2 separate regions of the Homo sapiens genome follow, and region 2 is linked to region 1. Evidence: chromatin contacts called from ENCODE Hi-C or POLR2A ChIA-PET data. All regions are on one chromosome and are shown on one strand. Each heading gives the region's core, a stretch centred on a gene start or an enhancer-like site at or near the end of the contact. The rest is flanking DNA. Distances are from core to core; before and after follow the strand shown. Region 1 holds the start of IDI1 (isopentenyl-diphosphate delta isomerase 1). Region 2 has its middle 11 kb from the start of MIR3155B.

Region 1 (4,906 bases), core at 1,690-4,189:
CTACTAATAATACAAAAATTAGCCGGGCATGGTGGCACACGCCCATAGTGCCAGCTACTCATGAGGCTGAGGTAGGAGAATTGCTTGAACCCAGGAGGTGGAGGTTACAGTGAGCCAAGATCGCACCACTGCACTTCAGCCTGGGCGAAAGAACGAGACTCTGTCTCAAAAAAAAGTTTTCCTGTGGTTTAAAAAAAATCTTTCATGAAAAGAATTGTCAATCAACGTGACAAATTTCATTATTGTCTTATTTTAAGAAACTGCAACAGCCACCCCAACTTTCAAGCACCACCTTGATCAACAGCCATCAACATTGAGGCAAAACCCTCCACCAGCAAAAAGATTATGACTCATTGAAGGCTCAGCTGATGGTTAGCAGTAAAAAATATTAACTTTAATCATCTCGACCATTCAGTACTCATCTAATATTCTCTATAACAAAATGGGAAATGCACATAAAGCACTTCTGCTACATGCTGAATTATGATTGTTGTCTCCAGGAAAAGAACTTGTGGGAACGTTTGAGTTGTAAGCTGAACTAACTAGCTGCTTTTTTCATGAAATACCGCTTTTACTGGAAAGAACTGACAGATAAACTGAGGTATTCAAACCTAGATATTTGGCAGACATTTTCGTGAAAATAAATATGTTCGTGCCACTTCAAGGAACATAATTCTCAGTACTTGTTGCCAATAATGTTGGAATTTTCATGCAAAAATTCAAATAAAAAACAAACTTAAAACCATCAAGAACTTGGTGACTTTATGTGGAAGCCAGTGCTACAATACTTTAGCTTCCCAATACTTAAAAACTTTTCTGATGAGATTACTAGTGATATTAACAATGTGATTGATATTGAATAATGAAATGTTTTAGCATTTGGAAGATCTGTTTAATTCAGTAAATCAGTATTTTCCAAATGACCAATGCATGACATTTCAACATCACGCACAGGAAAATAGGCATTCGAGGTACAGTCAAAAATAATGAGTTTTAATGTAACAAGTACAAAATGTCCATTGAAGTGGTTTCAAATTCCAAATAGTAATTGGAAAATCCACCACTCGTGTTTTGGGGTAGTAGTATCGAAAAAGAATAACCAAGATAATTTGAAAAGGCTATTAAAAAATACTTCTCAATTTTCAAACTGCATACAGCAGGTGCTCATTCATTTCTTTGTAACATTGATGAGAAAAAGACTCCCAGCCAGGGGCACTGTCTTTGTGGTGTTTACGTGTTCTCGCCACACCTGCATAGGTTTTCTCTGGGTGCTGCAGTTCTTGCCACATCCCAGAGGTGTGCACGTGAGGTGAACTGGTGTGTCTTCACTGTCCCAGTCTGAGTGTGGGTGTGTGAGTGGCCCTGTGATGGAATGGCGTCCTGTCCAGGGCTGGTTCCCTCTTTGTGCCCTGAGCTACTGAAACAGGCTTCAGCTACACATGACCCAGAACTGGAATAATTAAGTAATAATTATCTTTTTATTCATCTTTCTTAAATGTATGTATAGCTCACATTTATTTCAATGTTTAATATTAGAATACTTTGGCCTTTAGAAGCTTAGTGATTTTTTTTTTCCTTGGCCAGAAGTATGCTTTAGGAACTTAATCCTTATTTTTTAGCCTCTGGTAAAATTGGTTTTGCTATACGTTGTTTCACTTAAAAGTCCTGATTCCCAAGAACGCACTGACAGCAGTGAGGACTTGCTGCGCATGCGGGAGGCCAGATTTTCTTATCTGTGTGAAGCCAGACATGAAAGAGATCTGTCAACACATAAAACAAAATCAAAGTCTGTTTTTTGTCTGGAAAAGATTTTTAATAAAAATATAACTTATGTTAGTGTCGTGTGTTTTTTAAGTGAATATTTTAATATGTTTAATTTCTATGTTAGTAAATAGCAGTAGTAAACAACAGTGAGCAAAAGCTTTTAGGTGTCCTCAGTACATTTTAAGAGAGTGCAAGCGTCCTGTGACCAAGAAGTTTGAGAACTGGTGCCCACCAGGTTCATCTCACAAGTTCAGTATTTTAAATTCCACACAAAAGGTAGAGGAAATAGCTGAATTCGCTTCAGCTGCGCATACATTTCACGATTATTTAAAAGTTTAGAGGGCTAGGCGCGGTGGCTCACACCCGGAATCTCAGCACTTCGGTAAGCTGAGCCAGGTGGATCACTTGAGGTCAGGAGTTCCAGACCAGCCTGACCAACATGCGGAAACCCGTCTCTACTAAAAATACGAAATAAGCCGGGCGTGGTGGCGCATGCCTGTAATTCCAGCTACTTGGGAGGCTGAGACGGGACAATTGCCTGAACCCGGGCGGCGGAGGTTGCTGTGAGCGGAGACTGCACCATTGCACTCAAGCCTGGGCAACAAGAATGAAACTGTCTCAAAAAAAAAAAATTTAGAACGTAGTCATGTACCTCGAAAGCGAACACTCCCAACATAGCGTGGAACACCCCACACCCCCGGCGACTTTGCTCCGCCTTGGTCCCGGTCGCAGACACCGCAGAAAGGCCATCGTTCTAGACATACGAGAACTCCCCGTGCAGCCAAACGCTGTAGTCCCAGCGGCGGAACTCGGGGGGGGGGAGGGGGGGGAGTGCCCAACCAGCCAGTCAGCAGTGACGTCCCGCCTTTCCTCCGTTTCCATTGGTCCAGCCATGCGGAGGTCGCTCCCATGGGACGCCGAGCTTCCGGCTGCAGGGCTTGGCGCCCGGGCGCTTTCGGATTGGGAGGGCTTCCTCCATGGAACGCGAGCCTCGAGACGTCTGACGTTAGGCACCGTTCGCAGCGCCTCGGGCTCGCACGGCAGGATCGAAAGCGTGATTGGCTGGCGGCGTCTGTGGTCTCGGGCACCGCCCAGTCGCGGGACGCTGCCTCTGCGGAACTGGGGGTGGGGCGTGTTGACCCCCTTAAAGGCGCCAGAGCCCGCGGTCACGGCTCAGGTTCCCGGTGCTTCGCGCGTCTGCCGTTGTCACAGGCCAGGGAGGTGGCACCACCAGGCGAAGCTTGGCGAGATTGTGTCGTCAAGCGCGTACGGGCGCCAATTGGCCGGGCGATGTGGCGTGGACTGGCGCTGGCGCGAGCGATTGGCTGCGCGGCCCGGGGGCGGGGCCAGTGGGCGGTGCGCGCCGCAGACTGTGCTCAAAGCGGGCGCCATCCGGGACCGGCGGTTGTCTGTGGCCGGAGGCTGATCAGGTACTGTGGACGGGCGGCGGAGTTCGGGAGACAGGGGCAGGGCGGCATCGGGGAGCTGCGGGACGGGGCGGGGAGGAGGCCCGAGGTCTGAGCCACCCGTGAGGTCTCGGCGCGGAGGCCTGGACAGCTGGGGGTGGCGGCGTTGGTCTCCCGAACTGGAGGGAGGCCGGGCCTTCCCGGGCTGTGGTGGGCGCCCGCGCCCCGTGGAAGGCGGAGGCGTGAGTCGGGGCGTCAGAGACGTTGCCATTCTTTGTCAGCGGAAAAGATCGTCGTCTGCGCACAGTCACCTGAGGTTTAGGAACTCGTGGAACTGGAAACCGAGTCGCAGGAGACTAAGAGTTGCGAGTCTCCCCTTAGAGAATTCAGAAACAAGCGTAGACAGCATCGTCAGAAACACGAGCGTGACGACACCGGCCTCCCCGTGCCGAGTCCACGCGTGTGACGCGGGTGCATACACCTGCGTCCGTGCAAGAGGGTGACAGCAACACACTCAAGGCGCTTCTCCTGGGAATGGAGCAGGAGAAGAGATGGGGAGCATCGCATAGATGGAACTAGACCTTTTTCTTGGGTTGGATGATGTGTTCCCGCGTCTACTACATGGTATTCTTTAAACGCATAAATAGACGTATTCATTTTATCTTGTGATTATGCAGCTTAGCTTTAAAATCTGAATTCTGAAAATCCTGAAAGAGCAATTGTCATTACAGCTGGGCGGTGGTGCACGCCTTTAATCCCAGCACTTTGGGAGGCGGAGTCGAAGGCTGCAGTGAGCCGAGATCGCGCCACTGCACTCCAGCTTGGGCGACAGACATAGCAAGACCCAGCCCCATCCCCCCGGAAAAAAAGTCATGTCAAAAAGTCTAGTAATTATGTAGTAACGAAACCTATCTTAGTGATCACCTAATATACAGTTGGCCTACTGTATCCTTGGGGTCCATATCCATGGATTTAACCAACTGCACATTATAAAATATTTGGAAAAAAATTTCATCTGTACTGAACATATACAGACTTATTCTGTAAACAATACAGCACAACTATTTATGTAGGATTTACATGTTTTAGATACTATAAGAGATCATCTACAGATGATAATTTAACGTTCGGCCCGCATCACTTAACAGGGATACTTTGGAGAAGTTCATTGTTAGGTACTTTCATCATTGTGGAAGCAGAGTGCGCTGACGCAGACCTAGACAGTGGAGCAGCTGGGCTGTGTGGTGTAGACAGACGGTGGAGCAGCTGGGCTGTGTGGTGTAGACAGTGGAGCAGCTGGGCTGTGTGGTGTAGACAAAGGACCAGACAGTGGAGCAGCTGGGCTGTGTGGTGTAGACAGTGGAGCAGCTGGGCTGTGTGGTGTAGACAGTAGACAGTGGAGCAGCTGGGCTGTGTGGTGTAGACAGTGGAGCAGCTGGGCTGTGTGGTGTAGACAGTGGAGCAGCTGGGCTGTGTGGTGTAGACAGTGGAGCAGCTGGGCTGTGTGGTGTAGACAGTGGAGCAGCTGGGCTGTGTGGTGTAGACAGTGGAGCAGCTGGGCTGTGTGGTGTAGACAGTGGAGCAGCTGGGCTGTGTGGTGTAGACAGTGGAGCAGCTGGGCTGTGTGGTGTAGACAGTGGAGCAGCTGGGCTGTGTGGTGTAGACAGTGGAGCAGCTGGGCTGTGTGGTGTAGACAGTGGAGCAGCTGGGCTGTGTGGTGTAGACAGTGGAGCAGC
Region 2 (4,906 bases), core at 1,281-3,780, 5.1 Mb before region 1:
GTTCGAGGCCAGCCTGGCCAACATGGAGAAAGCCTATCTCTACTAAAAATCACAAAAATTAGCTGGGCGTGGTGGCGGGGCACCTGTAATCCCAGCTACTGGGGAGGCTGAAGCAGGAGAATCGCTTGAACCCAGGAGGCGGAAGTTGCAGTGAGCCGGGATCGTGCCACTGCACTCCAGCCTGGATGACAGAGTGAGACTTCGTCTCAAAAAAAAAAAAAAAAAAAGTTGAGCCTGGTGATCCACGCCTGTAATCCCAGCTACTCACGAGGCTGAGGGAAGAGAATCGCTTGAACCCGGGAGGCAGAGGTTGCAGTGAGCGGAGATAGCACCACTGCACTTCAGTCTGGGCGACAGAGTGAGGTTCTGTCTCAAAAAAAAAAACAAAGACAAAGAAAAAAGAAAATAAAATACTGGGTACTAGGCTTATACCTAGGTGATGAAATAATCTACAACAAACGAGTTTACTTATATAACAAACCTGCACATGTACCTCTGAACTAAAACATTTACAAAAAAATAGACGCATCGAGAAAAGGCAAGGGCTTTGGAGTCTGGCAGATGAGAACTTGCATCTGAGCTCCACTATTCTCCCACTAACATAGGTAAACATCTGGCTCCTGCAAAGAACGCCAGACATGTTCATCCCTGCCGGCTCTGTGTAACTGACCTGAAATTCTCCACCTGGGAAAATCTGTTTTGTGCCCCCAGGGAGAAGGAAAGTCTAGCCTCTTCCTCATAAGGAAGTTGTGGGGAAAAGAGAGATCAGATTGTTACTGTGTCTATGCAGAAAAGGAAGACGCAAGAAACTCCATTTTGATCTATACTAAGAAAAATTGTTTCTGCTTTGAGATGCTGTTAACCTGTAACTGTAGCCCCAACCCTATGCTCACAGAAACATGTGCTGTATTGAATCAAGGTTTAATGGATTCAGGGCCGTGCAGGATGTGCCTTGTTAACAATATGTTTGCAGGCAGTATGCTTGGTAAAAGTCATCGCCATTCTCCATTCTCGATTAACCAGGGACACCATGCACTGCAGAAGGCTGCAGGGACCTCTGCCCAAGAAAGCCTGGGTATTGTCCAAGGTTTCCCCCCACTGAGACAGCCTGAGATATGGCCTCCTGGGAAGGGAAAGACCTGACCGTGCCCCAGCCAGACACCCGTAAAGGGTCTGTACTGAGAAGTAGTGAAAGAGAGGGGGCCTCTTTGCAGTTGAGATAAGAGGAAGCCTTCTGTCTCCTGCTCATCCCTGGGAATGGAATGTCTCGGTGTAAAGCAGACCAATCCCATTCGTTCTATTCTGAGATAGGAGAAAACCGCCCTGTGGCTGTAGGCGATATGCTGGCAGCAATACTGCTCTGTTACTCTTTGCTACACTGAGATGTCTGAGTAAAGGGAAACATAAACTTAGCCTATGTGCACATCAGGGCACAGTACCTTTCCTTGAACTTATTCATGATACAGATTCCTTTGCTCACATGTTTCCCTGCTGACCTTCTCCCCACCTGTTGCCCTGCTACACTCCCCTCGCCAAGATAGTAAAAATAATGATCAATACTGAGGGAACTCAGAGACGGCCACCAGTGCGGGTCCTTCGTATGCTGAGTGCCAGTCCCCTGGGCCCACTGTTCTTTATACTTTGTGTCTTATTTCTTTTCTCAGTATCTCCTCCCACCTGACGAGAAACACCCACAGGTGTGGAGGGGCTGGCCCCCTTCAGAAGTCTTTCAAATACTTCCAGACAGGGGTCAAGTGTGCCCAGTCCTGCCATGTCTGGGTTAAACATCCCCAATTCTTCAACCATGCCTCCTGTGACTTATTTCCTGACCCTTCACCCGCTCACTCACTCTCCCCAAATTCACCGCAGGCCCTGTTCATGAAGATTCGGATGGAGCCACAGACCCAACGCATACGAGGTCCTCAGGGAGTCTGTGTCCCACACTGGGGGCTAGGAGCGGTCCCCGGGTGCTCACTGGCGGCGCCTCCACCGCGGACCTGCCCCAGCCCCGCATCCACGCGCGGGGTGGGGTGGGCCGCCCACTTCTCCCGCGCCCTCAACCCACAGGGAAACGGGCTGCGCGCCCGGGCCGCCCCGCAGAGTCCAGATGCCTAAATCCCTCCTAGTCTGTTTCCTCATCTGCGGCCTGCACGCCCGCCGCAGCCACACCCAACGCCGGGACGCGCAAAAACACCTGCCGGGCCTATTTCCTCTCGGGTATTATTTACAGCCGCTCCCAGGCCTTCTCGGAAAACATCCTTTGCCGGAAACACAACCCCAGGTCCCCAGAGCGTAGGGGGCCCAGCGCCGGATCCACGCGGAGCTCACGAGCCGGACAGTCGCCGCAGAGCAGGCTGGGGCCGCGCGGCGCACGCCGGGAGGGCGCGCGACAGCACGTGAACGCGGCGTGCCGCACGGCCCGGGAAGGGCGGGGTGCGCGCTGACCGGCTCGTGCGCCGCAGGCAGCAGCCAATCCGCGCGGACCACCCCCAGGCCCCGCCCCCGCCGGTCCCGCCACGCCCCCGTCGGGCCCGCAGCTGCTCCCGGGGCCCGGGACCCAGCTGGCTTAGGCGCCCGAGGTGCACCTGGGAGGAAGCAGGCGCGGGGTGCAATGGAGGGTGGAGGCGCGCACCGTGCCCAGAGCGGGGCTCCCGGGAGCTGATGTCCCGTCTGGCCCCCCTACCTCCCAGCTGGGTCCCCACCTACCCGCCCTGTCTTACCGCCCTCAGCACAGGGACCTGCCTCTGTCCCCACGACGCCAGGCTCCAGGTGTATCTAGGACTAAAGAGTTGACATCCAGTCTATATAGGGTTGTGGGGGGTTACCTTAAAAGTTCCTTTTTGTTATTAAAAAAAGTAATATACACTTGTGCAGTGATTGAGAACAATAGAGGGAGGGAACATAAAATATTCGTGATGGAGTTCCCTTCCAGACTTCCCGTCTCTGGAGATATTTTCTTAAGCCCCAGGAGGCTTGGTCTTGGCCCCCACCTCTGCATTGAATGTCTGATCTCCCTCAACTCGGTGTCATCACACATGGGATAGGGGTCAGAGGTTATCACGAGGAATTTTATGTTGCTAATGAGTACAGCCAGTAGCAAAGGAGATTCAAGATGAAGACAACATTCCTGGGGAAAACACAGAAAGCAAATGAAAGATACAATTATGGGACGGGGGAAGGAGAGGAAGAACTCTGTGCTGCTGGACTGGAATAACTGATCCGTTTGAATTTACAATTTTAAAATGTTTCCCAGCTCCATCCATGAAAAACGCCCTGGAAACACGGACACTCCGGTAGCAAGAAGAGGCACACAAAAGCCCAGATCCAGCCTTCTAAGGACCATCCTCCACTGAAAGTACCCAGGGATCCTTGGAGGAGTGGCTGCTCCCAAGGCCGAGACTGGGAAGGACACAAGGAGCCTGGAACAGGAGTTAAGACAGAGCTCAAAAGCTGAAGGGGGCGTGTCAAGGACACAGCAGCCAGCCTGAAAGGGTTCTCACCCAAACTGGGAGTGGCTTGAGCATCAATTGAGTATGTCAGGAATGGATTCTAACACATGCAGTCATAATTTTAAAAATCCCGGAGTCCACATTGGTACTATTACTACTATTAATAATGATGATGAAATTAAAGCTAGTAAAAGGGAGGATGGGCAGGAAAGAGCTTCTTTACAAAAGAATGCCAACTAATAAATGTGGAAAGAATGACAAAAATGGTAAATAGCCATTTTACGGACACTCTGATAAGTGTTTCACTCAAGAATCATCAATAGATGCTAAAGCTATGAAATAAAAGATTATTCCTTGTATATACACACCCCAAAGAATTGAAAGCAAGGTTTCAAAGAGATGTTTGTAGACCCATGTTCGCAGCAGCATTATTGACAACAGCCAGAAGGTAGAGTAATCCATGTGTCCAACAACAGATGAATGGATACACAAAATGTGACTAAACACACAGAACATTACTCCGCCTCCAAAAAGATGGAAATTCTGACCCATGCTACAACGTGGATGAGCCGTGAGCACTTGATGCTAAGTGAAATAGGCCAGGCACAAACAGACAAATGTTGTAAGATTCCACTCACATGAGTTCCCTAGAATAGTCAGATTCAGAGACAGAAAGAATGGTGGCTGCCAGGAGCTGGGGATTGTGAAGAATGAGAGTTATTGTTTAATGGGTGCAGAGTTTCAGTCTTGCAGGATGAAAAAGTTCTAGAGATGGTTGGTGGTGATGGTTGTACAACACTGAATATATTTAACACCACTGAGCTGTATACTTAAAAATGTTGAAGATGGTAAATTATAAGTGTATTTACCACAATTAAAAATGTTTACATTAGAAATTAAAGGCCACCCTGGGCAACATAGTGAAACCCTGTTTCTACAAAATTAAAAATTAAAAAATTAGCCAGGCATGGTGGCACCCTCCTGTAATCCCACCCACTCGGGAGGCTGAGGTGGGAGGATCGCTTGAGCCCAGGAATTCTAGACAACAGCAAGTCCTGATGGCACCACTGCACTCCAGCCTGGGTGACAAAGTGAGATTCTCTCTCTCTCTCTCTCTCTATATATATATATGTGTGTGTGTGTATATATATGTGTGTGTGTATATATATATGTGTGTGTGTATATATATACATATGTGTGTATATATATACATATGTGTGTATATATCTATGACTCAAGGACATGACAAAATGAAATAAAATAATTTTTTAAATTTTTTATAAAGATTATTGGGAACAGGATATTTTATTCACACTTTGTGAGTGACTGCAAAGGATCCCTCCACAGATAACTTTTTAGTTACAAATGGGAAAAGTTACCTTTACAAATGATCCAAACAAATGGGATCCTCATATTGCTGGTAAAGAGTCACCCTATCACTGCTCCAGGCAGGGGGA

The links. A loop is a pair of places that touch in the nucleus more often than their neighbours do. ChIA-PET counts read pairs that join two places held with the same protein, here RNA polymerase II (POLR2A). Pooled maps may share reads with other maps.
Region 2: a map of ovary shows a loop between it and region 1 (9-fold over the local background). The contact joins the enhancer-like site here to the promoter of IDI1 in region 1. A Hi-C loop is called at or near these places in 1 of 168 maps with a recorded cell type or tissue (ovary) and 6 of 50 pooled maps. POLR2A ChIA-PET finds 5 or more read pairs at or near these places in 1 of 52 experiments (HEK293T).

The regions. Positions count from the first base shown.
Region 1 is chr10:1,047,152-1,052,057 of GRCh38, reverse strand. IDI1 (isopentenyl-diphosphate delta isomerase 1) reads left to right here and starts at 2,939. Exons shown (of 5, transcript NM_004508.4): 1 at 2,939-3,194. The coding sequence starts at 3,055. RefSeq lists enhancers at 2,291-2,430, 2,102-2,631, 2,891-2,940, 2,632-3,161, 3,162-3,692 and silencers at 3,031-3,250, 3,261-3,350.
Region 2 is chr10:6,161,300-6,166,205 of GRCh38, reverse strand. It overlaps a transcript of PFKFB3 not described here. Among named protein-coding and RNA genes, the nearest start is that of MIR3155B, 11 kb to the right of the region's middle. RefSeq lists enhancers at 1-64, 1,784-1,893 and a silencer at 2,304-2,783. Within about 2 kb of position 2,530, at least 30 of the 41 ENCODE cell types and tissues checked have a DNase peak (open chromatin) inside an H3K27ac peak, as active enhancers do; they include ovary, where a contact is called at or near this core.